2 separate regions of the Homo sapiens genome follow, and region 1 is linked to region 2. Evidence: chromatin loops called from intact Hi-C (ENCODE). Cell type or tissue: GM12878. All regions are shown on one strand. Links, peaks and the distances in the headings refer to the core of each region. The heading gives the core; the rest is flanking DNA.

Region 1 (8,021 bases), core at 2,024-7,023, 440 kb after region 2:
TTGAATGCAATGAGCAAGTTTTTTAAAAAACTGTGTAACATATTGGAGGAAATAATTTGGCGAAATGAGAAATATCTAAGAATATGCTGAGACCAATCATTTGTAAAGAGAAACACCACTTAATGTATTCTTAGAGGTAAGAATTTCTGTAAGTGATAAATGTTTTTGTTCCTCTGGGCAGTTGAGATACTACTAAACATACTTTCAGCATGATGGAAACTTCCAGCTGTTTTTTAACATAGCAACAATTGGCTTTGGTTTGGCCTTGCCTTCTTGTCTAACTTCCTTGCAGAACATGGACAATGGTGTACAAGGTTTGGGGAGCAGTTTATGATTCTGCAGGAGCAAAGCCTACTACGACGTGAACTTCTGGCCTTTCCTAATTAGTTCTATAATCCTACCAGTGAAGGAGGAAAGCCTAAGTATTTTCAACTGTTTATAGAAAAGAATTTAATTAAAACTATTTGGGGCTCAAATTGTACAGAAAGTATAGTTAACATGAACACATATGCAATCCAAACATCAGTGTGCACGTAAAATATCCAAAAGACAGTGAGATAGAGAGGAAAGATGACCTGCATTTGCAAGCCACTTATGAATTTGCAGCCTATGTAAGCTTGGGCAAGTAACTTTCCTTCTCTAGCTTCACTTTTCTCCTGCAAATTGGGCATGATCATCAATATCATGTTGATGTTTTGCGGTGAAGATTATATAAATTATATACACAAAGGGACCACCGCGATGTCTGACACAGAATTCATCTTCTCCTAGATGACTTAGACAAAAGATACACAGGCAAATTATTACTTCCTGGAGACATTTGTTGAAGTACTAAACTTACTTTGAGAATGATTTTCACTTTATGTCCCGATGGTTCATTTCCCTTTTTTTTTCTTCCTTCCTTCCTTCCTTCCTTCCTTCCTTCCTTCCTTCCTTCCTTCCTTCCTTCCTCCCTCTCCCTCCCTCCCTCCCTCCCTCCCTCCCTCCCTTCCTTCCTTCCTTCTTTCCTTCCTTCCTCCCTCCCTCCCTCCCTCCCTCCCTCCTTCCCTCCCTTCCTTTCTTCCTTCCTTCCTCCCTCCCTCCCTCCCTCCCTCCCTTCCTTCCTTCCTTCCTTTCTTCCTTCCTCCCTCCCTCCCTCCCTTCCTTCCTTCTCTCTTGCTTCCTTTATTTCTTTCTCTTTTTTTTGGATACAGTATTTTTTTTTTCCTGAGACAGAGTCTCGCTCTGTGGCCCAGGCTGCAGTACAGTGGCATGATCTCGGCTCACTGAAACCTCCACTTCCCGGATTCCAGTGATTCCCATGCCTCAGCCTCCCAAGTAGCTGGGATTACAGTATCTTGATGCAGCATCTTGGTGCAGTGTTATGCTGGGATTCATTGCCAAAAATACTTCTTAGAGTAGGACTATGAATAGAAATGAAGTCTTTCTGATAACTTTCGGATGATTTTAGGAATCCAGGCTTAATAAACTTTGTCCTGGAATTAGGACCTGATTGGAAATGAATAAAAAAGCCTCATTAAATAGGCTGTGTCCCTTGTGTAGCTAAATTATGTATTGGACAGCCAAAGAGGCAAGGTGTCCTTTAATGTCAAAACAAATGGTATCAGGAAGTTAAAAAACAGAAAGGTGAAATAGGAAGTTAAAAATTTCCTAAGTGCCTACTTAGTCTATGTATATGTATATAGAAAATAAGGAACTGCCTATGAAATCAAGAAAAAAAAAAGAAAGAAAGAAAGAGGAGGAGAAGGAAAGAGAAGAAAGGGGGAGGGAGGAAAAGAGGGAAGGGGGAAAGATAACCAAACGCTCTCACAGATCATCATAAAATTGGCAACTGGCAAAACCATTCAGGAAGATCATGCAGTTGGATTGATGACTGAACACATTTTGTGACTGAGTCAGTGTTGCTCCTACTATTTCCCCACTCCTGCAGAGAGAGACTGGCGGATGGGTAACAGGAACCGCTCTCTCAGCTTCTGTTTCAGCCAACAGCCAGTATTTGCTGCAAGATGAAGCCTGGCAGGAATCTAACAGGCTAAGCGTGATGGCCAGCCAGACTGCGTGTGAAGCCACTGCCTGAGGATAAATGAGGGGAGGCAACAACCTCTACAACAACATAGTAGTGGCAGCTTGTTCATCACAAGCCGCATCACAACAGATGCAGTGGTAATTAAATTTGGGGTGTGGATCTCAGGCAGTCACTTTCAAATAGGCTGTCAAATTTAAATAGAACCGCATCCAAAGAGTTTCTGCCTGGCCATCTGCATTTGGGAGGGGGTTTTATTTATCAAGACCCAGCAGCCAGATTGCTTTTAGTACCAAGCTTATGGATTCTAATAAGTTTTTTCTGCTTAATTACTTGCCTATTTTACTACAATGACTACTGTGGACTGTGTTCTTTGGAACTGACAAAGCCTTTTGCCCACTATAGTTATTTCCTGATTAAAAATAGGCCATCCAATGTTGTGTGCAAGTTATGTTAATTCACAATAAATATATTTTGTCTTGCATGACCACAGACATTTTCACTGATTATTCCAGAAAGCTTATGTTATTGATAGGACCTATATTATAACTATCCTAGGATAAAGGTGGGTAGATATATGCAGAGCAATGAGACATCTCGCGAGTGAGTAGAAAACAAACTTCTATTCCAGTAATTGTTGAACTATACCATACTGTTTTTCAGTTCATTCCTTTTTTAAAAAAACGTATAACCTTGCCACCAGTAGATTTTGATATCCAAAATAATACCTCAGAGTAATCATTTACGGGAGAAACTCTGGGATGGAATTTTCTATTGCTGTCTACTCAGTCAGCTTTGATGATAAGCCTACTGCAATAAATACTAAACATTCACTTCATTATTATTCTTTTTCCAAATTGGCAGAAAGCCAGCCCTAGATGATATTCCACTTAAATTTCTAACGTTTGTGTAGAATAATATTTGTAATAAATCAGATTATCAATCTTGGTCAGACAATTCACTGCCTAAAACATAAAGCTCCCCAAGGGTCTGAAAGCCAGTAAATCCTAGGTGGAAAATTATCTCATTAAATCTAAACCCAAGTCTACATGAGACAAATGTTTCCAAGCTCTACTTTGCAGTCCAAACATTCCTGGATCCTCCCATGGATGTTGAGATTCCCTCCCCTTTCACCCTTTTCATCTTTCATCTATCGGTAATGTGCATACCCATGCACACACACATGCAAACAACTGATATTCAAGCATAGGGAAGGGCTCAATCTAGACTGCAAAGTTAACTACTAAGAAATTAAAATAATGAAAAGCTCTATCCTATATGAAACATAGAAGCACTAATTAAATAATATGTAAGCACCCAGGACTAAGTATACATGTAGACAGATTTAATGAAGTAATATAATGGTGATCTGGAATTAGTTCTGATCCAAAAAATCTTCCCTCATTTGATTATTATTGGTACCTCATTTATTTAAATGAAGAAGAACTAAAATTTAATGCAAATATAGTTGAGAGTTGCACTTACTGAATTGGCAAATGTTTACTAAACTCTTAACTGTGCAATGAGCAAGATGCTATAAAAACTGTGTGTAAAATATAGGCCTTGATCAGAGCTAGTCCACAATCCTTTTGCAAAGAGAAGGCTCACACACAGTAAATAATGCAAAGCAGAGTGTGACCAAGGATTAAAACTGATTCCTTTATAAATCCTATATAAAAAGATACAATGTGTATCTTTTAAGAAAAGTCTCGTGGAATCTACTTTGGAAATAATGGTTGAAAGATTATCATGAAGGCAACAGATTGGAAAAACCAAGTGATTCCAAAATAATCCAGGGCCTATGGCCACTGAATTTATGTAAAAGAAAAGTCTAGGAAAGAGCCTGAGAAATGGTTTAAATTTGATTAAGAGGTAAGAACATAGCTTTAATAGAATTGTGTCTGGGGTTTCTGGTTAATGAGGAGAGCCATGAGTCATTTTGCTGAGCATGGCTAGCATAGGAGTTTTAAGAAATAAGGGTGTAGTCCATAAAGGAGGGGGATTAATATGGTTTGGCTTTGTGTCCCCACCCAAATCTCATCTTGAATTGTAATCCCCATGTGTCCAGGGAGAGACCTGGTGGGAGGTGATTGGATCATATTTCCCCTTCACTCTCTCTCTCTCCTGCCACCTTGTGGAGAAGGTGTTTGCTTCTCCTAAACTTTCTGCCAAAATTGCAAGTATGCTGAGGGCTCCCCAGCCATGCCGAAGTGTGAGTCAATTAAACCTCTTTCCTTTGTGAATTACCCAGTCTCAGGTAGTATCTTTATAGCAGTGTGAGAATGTACTAATACAGGGATCATTTGATGACAGACATGTTGATGAAATGAATGGAGAGGCAGATGATATTATAAGAAGTGAAACACCAAGCAGAACAGAGAGACCTGTGCAGAAAACTGCCAACAGTCTTAAGTTGAAAATATCCCCTAAATGAGAGACATCTTTTGTCAATACTTCATGTCAAATAAGCTTGGTAATTTTAGTCAGTTATTAAACATCTAACCAACACTGGGCAAATTATTTTCATTGTTTCCTAGAAGATTTTGGGTGAGGAGGCAGGCATGTAGAGTCCACAAAATAACTATAACTACCAAGGAAGGGAGGATTCCAAGAAGACAAAAACACGACTTACTAAAGAGACTAGCAAATTGTACACAGGATTTCATCCATTGCCCAGCAATGGCCAGCTCTGAGGAGAATGATGTTTGTGGCTTCTTTCCTGTTAGAAGAGTTAGACTGAGTTTAAGACAAAAATAGGTATGCTCCTACCTACCCTATAAAATGAACACAAATAATTCAAGGGTGTAGTGAATGAAAATATTCCCACAATAGCAATGTAGAAAGCAAACTATGCTTTAAATCACAGCAGAAAGAACATGCCTTTGAAACTTTAGGCAATTAATTTTATGAGTCAACCTTTATTGAATTCCTATAATGCGCTGGGTTCTTTCCAGTTTTCTCAGAACCTGAGTTGGATATAACATGTATACAGTGTTTACGTTAATAATATTTTCAGAGATAAAGTTGCATTATGTACCTGGAGCATACAGTTGTAAACATTGTGAATAATATATTCATATATTTACTGATTGATATGGTTTGGCTCTGTGTCCCCATCCAAATCTTGTCTTGTAGCTCTCATAATTCCCACGTGTTGTGGGAGGGAACTGGTGGGAGATAATTGAATTATGGGGGCGGGTCTTCCCCATGCTGTTCTCAGATAGTGAATAAGTCTCACGAGATCTGATGCTTTTAAAAATGGGAGTTTCCCTGCACAAGTTCTCTCTCTTTGCTTGCCACCATCCAAGATATGACTTTCTCCTCCTTGTTTACAACCATGATTGTGAGGCCTCCTTGGCCATGTGGAACAGTAAGTTCATTAAACCTCTTTTCTTTGTAAATTTCCCAGTCTTGGGTATGTCTTTATCAGTAGATTGAAAATGAACTAATACACTGATTAAAGCCCTCATTTCTTCCATTTCAGGGCTAATTTTATACAAGTGTTGAAGCATAAGTTTTTTTCATTTAAGCTATCCTTTTAACTTATTGATTTCTTAACTCAGTGGTTCTCATAATGTGTCTGGGATGCACAGCATCAATTTCACCTGAGAACTTGTTAGAGTTGTAATTTCTAGGCCTTCACTCAGGCCAAATGAGTCAGAACTTGGGGGGGTAGAGTCCAGTGATTTGGGTTTTAAGGAGCTTTCCAGGTGATTCAGACACATACTCTAAAGTTTGAGAAGTATTGCATCACAGCCCAAGGCATGGTGAACTCCCAACTTGCTCTCCTTTTATCCTTTAATATTTGTAATCTCTAGGTTGACATATGTGGCTTCATATCTATATGGACTAGGATTTGTTAAGAGCAATTGTACATATATTGTACATTAACATAATTGGTGTATTTGTATATGTATGTTGCCTTTTTGTTTTTTGTTTTGTTTTGTTTTGTTTGAGATGGAGTCTCACTCTGTCATCCAGGCTGGAGTGCAGTGGTGTGTGATCTCAGCTCACTGCAACCTCCACCTCCCAGGTTCAAGCGATTCTCCTGCTTCAGCCTCCTGGGTAGCAGGGACTACAGTCATGTGGCACCAAGCCTGGCTAATTTTTCATATTTTTAGTAGAGACGGGGTTTCACTGTGTTAGCCAGGATGGTCTCGATCTCCTGACCTTGTGATCCACCCGCCTCGGCCTCCCAAAGTGCTGGGATTACAGGCGTAAGCCACCGCACCCAGCTGTATATGTATGTTGTCTTTCCACAGTGAGTTTATGGGCTTTTTGTAGACTGAGACTATTTCCTACTTTGACATAAATTCGTCGTTGTCAACTTGTTTTTGTGCCTCAGCAGACATTTGCCAATGTCTGAAGAAGTTTTTTATGTCATCATGGAGGTAGATGCAACTGGCATCTGGTGGGTAGCATTCAGTGGTGCTTCTAAATGTCCTATAATAAGCAGGATACTGCCCCACCTCAATAAAATTATCTGGCCCTAAATGTTAATAGTGCCAAGACTGAGAAACCCTTATGTAATCTACACTGCTTAGTAGAGAACTACACATGTATTTTGGTGCTAACCATATTATCACCTTTAATGTAAGACTTCCATTTTAGAAAAAGATCCAAGAGTCAACTTATATTCTTTTCTGTATTTATTATATTAGTCCAAAGCTGTATCTGCTGGCCATTAATGGAAAGAGGAGCTTGGACTTGTTGGTATGTACCTGGGAATAGAATTGGGGCATACCCTTTCTGCGTTTCCCTTGGTTCACATATTTGCAAAAAAGAAACAAAATATCCTCAATAAAATTTTCTCAAAACAAAGCTATCTACCGCAAATGAAGCAGACACAATTTATCGAATGAATAAGGAATAATACAATAGTGTCACATTATCTTATTGGTCAATATACATTATATAATTACACAAAGTTTTGTGTAGTGTATTGGAGATAGAAATCTTTGCTAACAATAATGAATTTCATTTGCAAATTTTCAGCCTAGGCTCTTTTGTGCATGTGTGTATAAATGTTACTTAAAAAGAGTTATGTATTATATATAGTAGAGATCTAGATGTTTCCTAAATATAAAATTTTCCCAATGATTAGCATGCCTGATTAGCAGGGTAATTTTGCTTATTGTCCTTATAAATACAGAAGTGATTCGATTTGTAATAATCTGTCCATGCATCATCTCAACTGCAGGTAATTTAGATGCTTCTACAGCTAAGATGGCCCAAGTATCAATGGCTGTCATACCTTTTCATCAAAGATGCCCATTTTAGTTCCACTTCTAGGAAGGACACTAAAAGGAGAAAGATTGGAAAGAAGATCTACCTGTACTTGGTAACTGACTGAATGCAAGGGTTAACTGGAAGAGAATATAAATCAAGATGACATCCAGGTATCTGATTTGGAAATCTAAATAGAAGATTTTTAAATTCCCTGGCAGAGAAACATGAAAGAGAAGATAGTAAACAAATGAAGCCATTCCTTAAATTAACAAAAATACACGTATGGATTAGAGTCTTATTTTCCTTATTACCAGCCTTCCTGTTTCTGGCTAAACATTCCCCAAAGAGAGGAAGGAGAAGAGACAGGAGACAATGAAATGAAATGTGAAAATATTATTCAAAATTTAAAATACAATTTTGAAAAAGATGCCAGCATCCTCAACAACAGTGTATACTTGCATCCACATGAATGAAAGACAAATGCCTCAGGCTGGTTGCTGCTGGGCTTCTGATTACGGGTGCGCCTGCAGGAAAACCTGTGTATTTCAGGACTGTTTATTAATCATCATGGCCAAAAAAGGACACCTAGTCCTGCTTAAGACATTTTCAGATCTCAGCTTTAAGAACAGCCCATTTTCTTATAACAATGTATGAAGAAGACAAGAGTCCCGAGAGTGTCGCTGTCACAGTCTCTACTGTGAACTTGCATGAGGCATATCAGACTGTAGTAAGTGTGTCTACGTCTATATTATCTAGATCTATATTTATA
Region 2 (8,021 bases), core at 1,872-6,871:
CTGTTAAAACCACTGGAAACTAGTTATTGATTCTGTTATTATTATTTATATTCATTGTTGGGATAAATAGAGATATGTCATTGATTATCACTGCCATGAAAACTGAGATTTGAATATACCACAAGAGTTCTCATCTCCTGATTTAAAAGAACTTTTCATATCTGTATCTTTTAAAATATTAAAAATAAATCTTCAATATTTTTGTTCATTTATAAAGCTACATCATAGGTTTTAAGAATATTAATACAAACAAAGGATTTCAATGAAAAATATGACGCATGAGGAAGTTTATTCGGAAAGATGACATTGAGTTTCTAGCCCTTTAATATACATAGGGTTAAACTATAAAAGCGCTGAGATAAATCTTTGCATGTGCTACAAGGTATAATAATTATGACTGGCTTAAACTATAGACTCATTTGATGTGATCAAGTGATGCCCACGTCTTATAATTGAGGGACATTATTTGCCAAAAACCCCTTCTCAACATGTGCTCCATAATGCACCTGAAGTACCTTCATTATCATAACATGACTTTATGTTTAGCATTACCCTCTTTTCTGGAGTCTTCTTTTAAAATGTTGATATTTCAACAATTAGATAACCTCCCTTCTTGACAGGATATTCCTGACCAATATAGGAAGAAAATAAATTATTTTGTTATGAAAGACAGAAGACAACAATAGCAAACTGCATACTCTACCACTGTATTTAGAATCAGTCTCAAATTTAGCTGGACTTCACATTCATGGATTCAGCTTTACAGGTTATGTAATATTTTGAGATATAAATTCACATTGGAAGACTTGTCATGAATAGACCAAGAATCCTTAATTCAAAGCATCATTTAGAAATGTTAATTTTTGTCAATCAATACTAAATAATCTTCTGGGGTTTCCCTCGGTGATATCCTAACACTCAGTGGATGTCATTTTTATTTTATTTTTAATATCAGTATCATCTATATTCCTCTTTTTTTGGTTCTATTCAACAAACTTTTACTGATCACCTACTATAAGCCAGGTTATCTCTAGATACTTGGATTACAAATATAGATATGTTGTTTCTTCCACCTTGAAGAATTTCAATTTTCTAAGAGGGGGCAATCAGGGGACACAAAATTACATAGACTTCCTAAATGACCATACTTTAAGAGTAAGAGGCACAAAACAAACCAACCAACCAACCACCACCAACAACAAAAAACAAAAACAAAAACAAACACCCATAATTTATAAAGGGTATAGTATTTGGGGAGGGGGTGAAATTGACACTAAAACTTTCTGTGTAAACGGAAAAATGTTGTTTTTAAAACTGTTTTAAAATAGTTTCTGTCTCTTTAGAGGTCGATTTATCTTGGGCAAGCAATAAATACTTTTGCTCTCAGAAAACCGCCAAAACTTATTTTCTTATTAGCTGAGTAGAAAACAAGTACTCACCATTGTGGCTATGGAAGACATAAGCAGGCCAAAGGCATCATTCACCTAAGTAGAGACGAGGTGACAGCGTGCTGTCAGTCCTCACAGCCCTCGCTCCCTCTTGGCGCCTCCTCGGCCTTGGCGCCCACTCTGGCCACGCTTGAGGAGCCCTTCAGCCCGCCGCTGCACTGTGGGAGCCCCTTCCTGGGATGGCCGAGACCGGAGCCGGCTCCCTCAGCCTGCAGGGAGGTGTGGAGGGAGAGGCACGGGCGGGAACCGGGGCTGCGTGCTGCGCTTGCGGGCCAGCTAGAGTTCCGGGTGGGCGTGGGCTTGGCGGGCCGCGCACTCGGAGCGGCCAGCCGGCCCTGCCGGCCCCTGGTAGTGAGGGGCTTAGCATCCTGGCCAGCAGCTGTGGAGGGTGCGCCGGTTCCCCCAGCAATGCTGGCCCACCGGCGCTGCGCTCGATTTCTCGCTGGGCCTTAGCTGCTCCCCCGCGGGGCAGGGCTTGGGACCTGTAGCCTGCCATGCCTGAGTCTCCCCGCCCCGACGACGCCGTGGGCTCCTGCGCGGCCTGAGTCTCCCGGACGAACGCCGCCTCCTGCTCCAAGGCGCCTGGTCCCATCAACCGCCCAAGGGCTGAGGAGTGCGGGCGCACGGCGCGGGGCTGGTAAGCACCTCCACCTGGGGCCCCAGTGGGAGATCCACCAGGTGAAGCCAGCTGGGCTCCTGAGTCAAGTGGGGACTTGAGAATCTTTATGTCTAGTTAAGGGATTGTGAATACACCAATTGGCACTCTGTATCTAGCTCAAGGTTTGTAAATGCACCAATCAGCACTTTGTGTCTAGCTGAGGGTTTGTAAATACACCAGTCAGCACTCTGTATCTAGCTAATCTAGTGGGGACGTGGAGAACTTTTGTGTCTAGCTCAGGGATTGTAAATGCACCAATCAGCACCCTGTCAAAACGGACCAATCAGCTCTCTGTAAAACAGACCAATCGGCTCTCTGTAAAATGGACCAATCAGCAGGATGTGGATGAGGCCAGATAAGAGAATAAAAGCAGGCTGCCTGACCTAGCAGTGGCAACCGTTGGGGTCTCCTTCTGCATTGTGGGAGCGTTGTTCTCTCACTCTGCAGTAAATCTTGCTGCTGCTCATTCTTTGGGTCCACACTGCCTTTATGAGCTGGAACACTCACTGCGAAGGTCTGCAGTTTCACTCCTGAAGCCACCGAGACCACAAACCCACCGGGAGAAAGGAACAACTCCAGACGCGCCGTCTTAAGAGTTGTAACACACACTGGGAAGGTGTGCAGCTTCACTCCTGAGCCGGGGAGACCACGAACCCACCAGAAGGAAGAAACTCCGAACACATCCGAACTTCAGAAGGAACAAACTCTGGACACGCCGTCTTTAAGAACTGTAACACTCACCGCAAGGGTGGTGGCTTCACTCTTGAAGTCAGACCAAGAACCAACCAATTCCAGACACAGAGATATGTTTGCCATACAAATTATTGTTCTGCCGGGTAAATGAAGTTGCATGTATCTTTCAATATAAAATAAGTGCAAATTTTATATGCCTGTTTGGGAAAAATAGTACCTTTGTTTGATTTAAAACACTTTTCTTCTGTTTTTAAATTTTAGACTTTTCTAATGGAGTTGTATATAGCTGTTTTTGAGCAGCTGTTTGTAAATGAGAAGCTGTGATGGAAGAATCTTAGGAAAGTGATGAAGGCTGTTCTTTATTTCAACCCTAAAGAGACTATGAAAAGGAACTAGACTGAGCAAACACTAAACTTGGATTATTGTGTTGTGATGTGATTGTGTCCTTTAGGCCAAAGGCGAATACCCCAACAGTATGATTGGGAGTTGGGTTTCTCCTGAAGGGAATGGCATTTCCTACAATCGATAAACCTGGGAAGAGTTCAAAGATGGGACAGGAAATAAGGAATTGAAACACGCGGCCTGGATTTTTAAACTTCATAGGGGACAGACTCTTTTGCTATTATGTCTACTCAAGGTCGAGTAAACACAGGTGTTCACATGATGATGATGCCTTGGTTGCGTGTAAAAAGACTCAGAATTTAAGTAATTCGAGTAACTAATTACTAGGCCATATCAGGAAATGACTGACTTCCAATTGCCAAATGGCTTGTGGTGCCATCATTTGAACAATCCCAGATTGAGTTCCATTAATTGCAATGATAACAGACAAACCACTGTGTTATGCAATTATGAATACAAGGTCATTGTTGTGATGTCTATAAAATGCCTTAATGTGGGGGATAATCTTCTATGTACCACATTGGTGTTGCCAATACATGTTTCTGCCGCAAAACAGACAATAGACCCAGAGATTCTGTTCCCCAATAAATTGCCACTAGGGGGCAGCAGGAGTTTATTTAATACAAAGTAAAATCAAAAGTATTTTTTTCTTTTCTCTTTTTTTTTCTTTTTGAGACAGAGTCTCGCTCTGTTGCCCAGGCTGGAGTGCAATGGCACAATCTCAGCTCACTGCAAGCTCCACCTCCCGCGTTCACGTCATTCTCCTGTCTCAGCCTCCCGAGTAGCTGGGACTACAGGCGCTCGCCACCACGCCCAGCTAATTTTTTGTATTTTTAGTAGAGACGGTGTTTCCCAGTGTTAGCAGAATGATCTCGATTTCTGACCTCGTGATCCTCCCGCTTCGGCCTCCCAAAGTGCTGGGATTACAGGCGTGAGCCACCGCGCCTGGCCTAATCAAAGTATTTTCTAAAGTACCAATGTTCATACTAGCAGTAACAAAATAGAGGTGTAGTAATGAGTTCTCACTGACTTTTCTCTTTTGCAGATTGGTTTTTAGAAGACTATAAGCAATCAAAATAAGACTAGAAGAAAGTCTTGAAGCACCTTTGACTGTTTTCAAAGAAAGCAGATGGATGATATCTGGATTTGCCTGATGCATCCTAATCTGTACCAAAGAAACTGTATTTCAATGGTTTTGTCTCTTTCTGTGTTACAAGAGCAGCCACTCCACTGCTCTTTCATTCAGTGTTTCCATACAAACCATGTTCTATGTCATTTTCATAATTTTCAAATGACTGAATCTTCAGTTAAGAGAATTATTTGATCTCAGAGACTTAAATCCCTAATCAATGCAGAAAAAAATTTAATAGGAAAGCTTCAGCATAACTTTCATATATTGTAAGGCACAGAATCCTGTTATTTCTCTTCCTGAATGATTCCAAAATTTCCCTCCCCCTCCCGCTTCTACTGCCTAAATTTAAGTCTGTTATCTCTCCCCTGTGTCATTACAAAAGCCTCCTAATTTGTCTCCCTGCAACTGGTGCCTCCTTCATCTGACTCAAGCTCTCCCTGCAGCTAAAGTTTTTGTTAATGCGACTGGATAAGAGTTCTGTCTACTCTCCCTTAGTCTCGTTTGTGGGTCCTTCGTCCTCTTTCTGACCTCAAAATCTCTATCTTCTATGTTAGTCTTAACCAATTTATACTCCTTCCCTAAGGGATATCATATTGTCCAATGGCAGTAGAGACCAGATTAATGTTTTGGACTCTCTTCAGTCCCTGAGTTGTAACATTCGTTTTCACATTCATTTGAATGTTGAATAAGCATCTCAACTTCACAAGTCCAAAATAGATCTCTTGATTTCTCAAGCTCCCACCAACCAGTGCCTCCGGCCTTCTCCATATCTATAAATGGCATCATCCTGACTTTGTTATTCATGCTCAGATCATGACTCTCTCTGCCTGAAAATCCATATCACATTCATTACCAAGTCTTGTCAGTTTTGCCTGCAAAATATTCCCAAGAATCTATCTCTTAATCCTCTGTCACCACCACAACCAATTCTTGCATTGTTCTCACGAAGAAGGCAACAATTAACTCCTAACTCACTTCCCTGCTTCCACTCTTGCCCCAGTCAATCAATTCACACAGAAGATGAATGACTTTTAAAAAATCAAATTGTGTGACTTCTTTGTCCTATACTCTTTAATTATTTCCTACTGGAAAAATTATGAAATGTAATCTTCTGTCCATGCTCGTTAAGACTCTTCATAATATGAACCTATCTCTCTTTCTGACCTTATTTCTTATCACTCTTGTACTTATTCCTTCCACTGTATTCATAGTCATCTTTCCAATCCTTGTACATACAGTACTGTCCCACTTTCAGGCCATTCTACTTGCTGTTCTGTTGGCTCAGAAGCTTCCCCCGACATCTTTTCATGACTTGCTCTTTTATATCCACTTTTGCTTCAGGTCTTTTCTCAGAGAGGCCTTCCCTATACTAGAACTGTCTCAACTAGAACCTCCCGGGATAGCCTGTTGCATTGGTGGTTTCTAATGAAGCAAGGTCCCTGGGGTTCACACACGAATGTGGTCCCTTCCCTTGAAACAGGGCTAACTCTGGGGCTCAATATAATCAACAAGGGAGGTGACACATTGCTGTTTATGGGCCCAAGCCATAAATGGCCTCAAGAGTTCTGCTTTTGTGTTCATTCGTTTAAAAATATGCATAAATCTAGATATGTTCACTCTCCATTTGTGCCTTTCCTACTGCATGTAAATATTCAAATGAAGATTTTTGCATAAAAGTAAAAAAATCTTTTTTCTCCTTTGTGACTGACTACAGAATTGTTAGGTATACTCAGAGATACCGTCTGGCACACACAGGTGTGGCTCATTGGCCTGTTTCTTATTGGTCATTGGTGCCCATGGGTACCAATTACAACATATTCTCATTACCTCTGCCTAGGTTCCATGATATTAATTATCTACAAATAGTTCAGTCTGCCTATAGATCTCTCTAGTCCACCCTTTCTAAGATCAGCAATACATTTCTCTTAGTCAAAATCCAAAAACATTGATTCTCTTTCCTAAACCAGCTACTTCAAGACACACCCTATCCTCCTTCCATACGATTATAACATACTGACCATCTCTTATGTTTCAGAAACATTCTTCTACTTGTACTTTGGAATCCAATGAACTCTCTCTCTCTCTCTTCACTTCCTCTCTTTAGAGTAATCTTCCTTTGGTATATTCAACCTCTCTTTTGTATTGGTTCTTAAGGATGCTCAAATACATACATTCATACATATATATAATATTTCAAATAAATATGTAGAGAAACATAAGTCAACATTTACTCTCCTTCAGGTATCACTTTGACTTGTTATCCATGCAGAATCATGTCTCTCTAAATAAATTTTTCTACCTGCTTCTTCCCACTTCCTCACTTCCCTCACACTTTTCAATCCATTTACCTTTGCTTGTAGTCTTGTCTGTCCATCAAAGCAATACTCACTCTGACCTGTATGTTGCCTGACATTTTTAGTCCTCTATTCCTTATTTCTCAGCACGATTTTAAACTGTGGATTACCGGCTTCTTCTGAAATATTACCATTACTTGGCTGCCATGACATGCTACTGGCGTTTGTTATAATGCATGTATAGCCCATGCTTCTCTGACTCCTTTGTCCACCCAGCCTTCTAGCCTGGGCTGCTTCATTATGGCATTCATCAGAGCTTGATTCTTGGTCCTTGGTCATTTGCTTTTTCTGCACCCTCCCTAGACAATCTTACTCATGTCCATGCAGTTACCACATATATACAGATGACTTCAAAATCTGAAAAACAGTGAGATGACTCCTCCAAACGCCAGCCATGTATCTTAACAGTTACTTTACATATTCCTCTTAATGTCTCAAAGACATTTTAAAAACTTACCAAAATTGAGCATATGCTCTCTACTCCTCAACCCACTTCAATGTTTTTTTTCTTCTTGTTTTTCTTTTCTCAACTAGCACTACCAGACGCCATGCTCTGGATTACCCCTATAACCAACACTAAATACATTGTGTATATACCCTCTCCTTGTAATTGTCAGCATCTTGGATCAAACTAGTATTATTTGTTTGTTGCATTAATTCAAAATCATTCTTACCTATGCACCCCTATGTACTAGGGTTCATCCACAACCTGCTGAGTGATATTTTCCAAATACAAATAGGCATATGTGACAACCCAATTCCTGCTCCTTGCTTAAAACATTCCAATGGCTTCTTAATGCTCTTTGGAAATTTATGAAACTCCCCATGCTTAAAGCTACGATGCTTCATGGTAAGCTGCACCACCTCACTGGTCTCCCTTGTTGCACATGCCCCTCTCTGCTCTAACCCACTGGCCTTGTTTATTCTCTTGCGCTCACTCTGCTCCCACCTGGAGAAGTCCTTTGCCCCACTAGTTCTTCTGATTAGGATGCTCTTCCATCTCTTTTTCACCAGGTTAATTCCTTTTCATTCTTTAGTGACAGTTCCCCTGGATAATTGTCACAGTGCTCTCTGACAAGGACAATTATCTCATTATATACTTTCAGAGCTCTCTATCTCTTTTTCATGCTAAATGTCATTTATACATCGATAATTTGATTAGTATCTTTGCCAATAGAATGCAAAATCTTCAAGGGAAAGGGCAATATTCATTTAAGATTACATCTAAATCCTCAAAGATCAATCAAATACCTGGCACTTAGTAATTGCTCAATTAACAATAAACAGTTAAATGAATGACTTAATGAAGGAAGGAAACATTTTTTTCCTAGTAA

The links. Peaks named below come from ENCODE experiments on the same cell type or tissue, not always from the same donor. Only the 100,000 strongest peaks of a DNase experiment are listed, where the experiment ranks them.
Region 1: a loop joins it to region 2, with 6 times the contacts of the local background. A loop is called at or near these places in 10 of 110 quality-filtered maps.

The regions. Positions count from the first base shown.
Region 1 is chr14:86,458,527-86,466,547 of GRCh38, reverse strand. No RefSeq gene overlaps it. Among named protein-coding and RNA genes, the nearest start is that of LINC02309, 130 kb to the right of the region's middle. In GM12878, for the core only: no CTCF peak of the experiment used is centred there; no DNase peak of the experiment used is centred there.
Region 2 is chr14:86,899,468-86,907,488 of GRCh38, reverse strand. LINC01148 (long intergenic non-protein coding RNA 1148) reads right to left here and starts at 1,711. Exons shown (of 5, transcript NR_038445.1): 1 at 1,440-1,711. In GM12878, for the core only: a CTCF peak has its summit at 3,778 (motif pointing right); no DNase peak of the experiment used is centred there.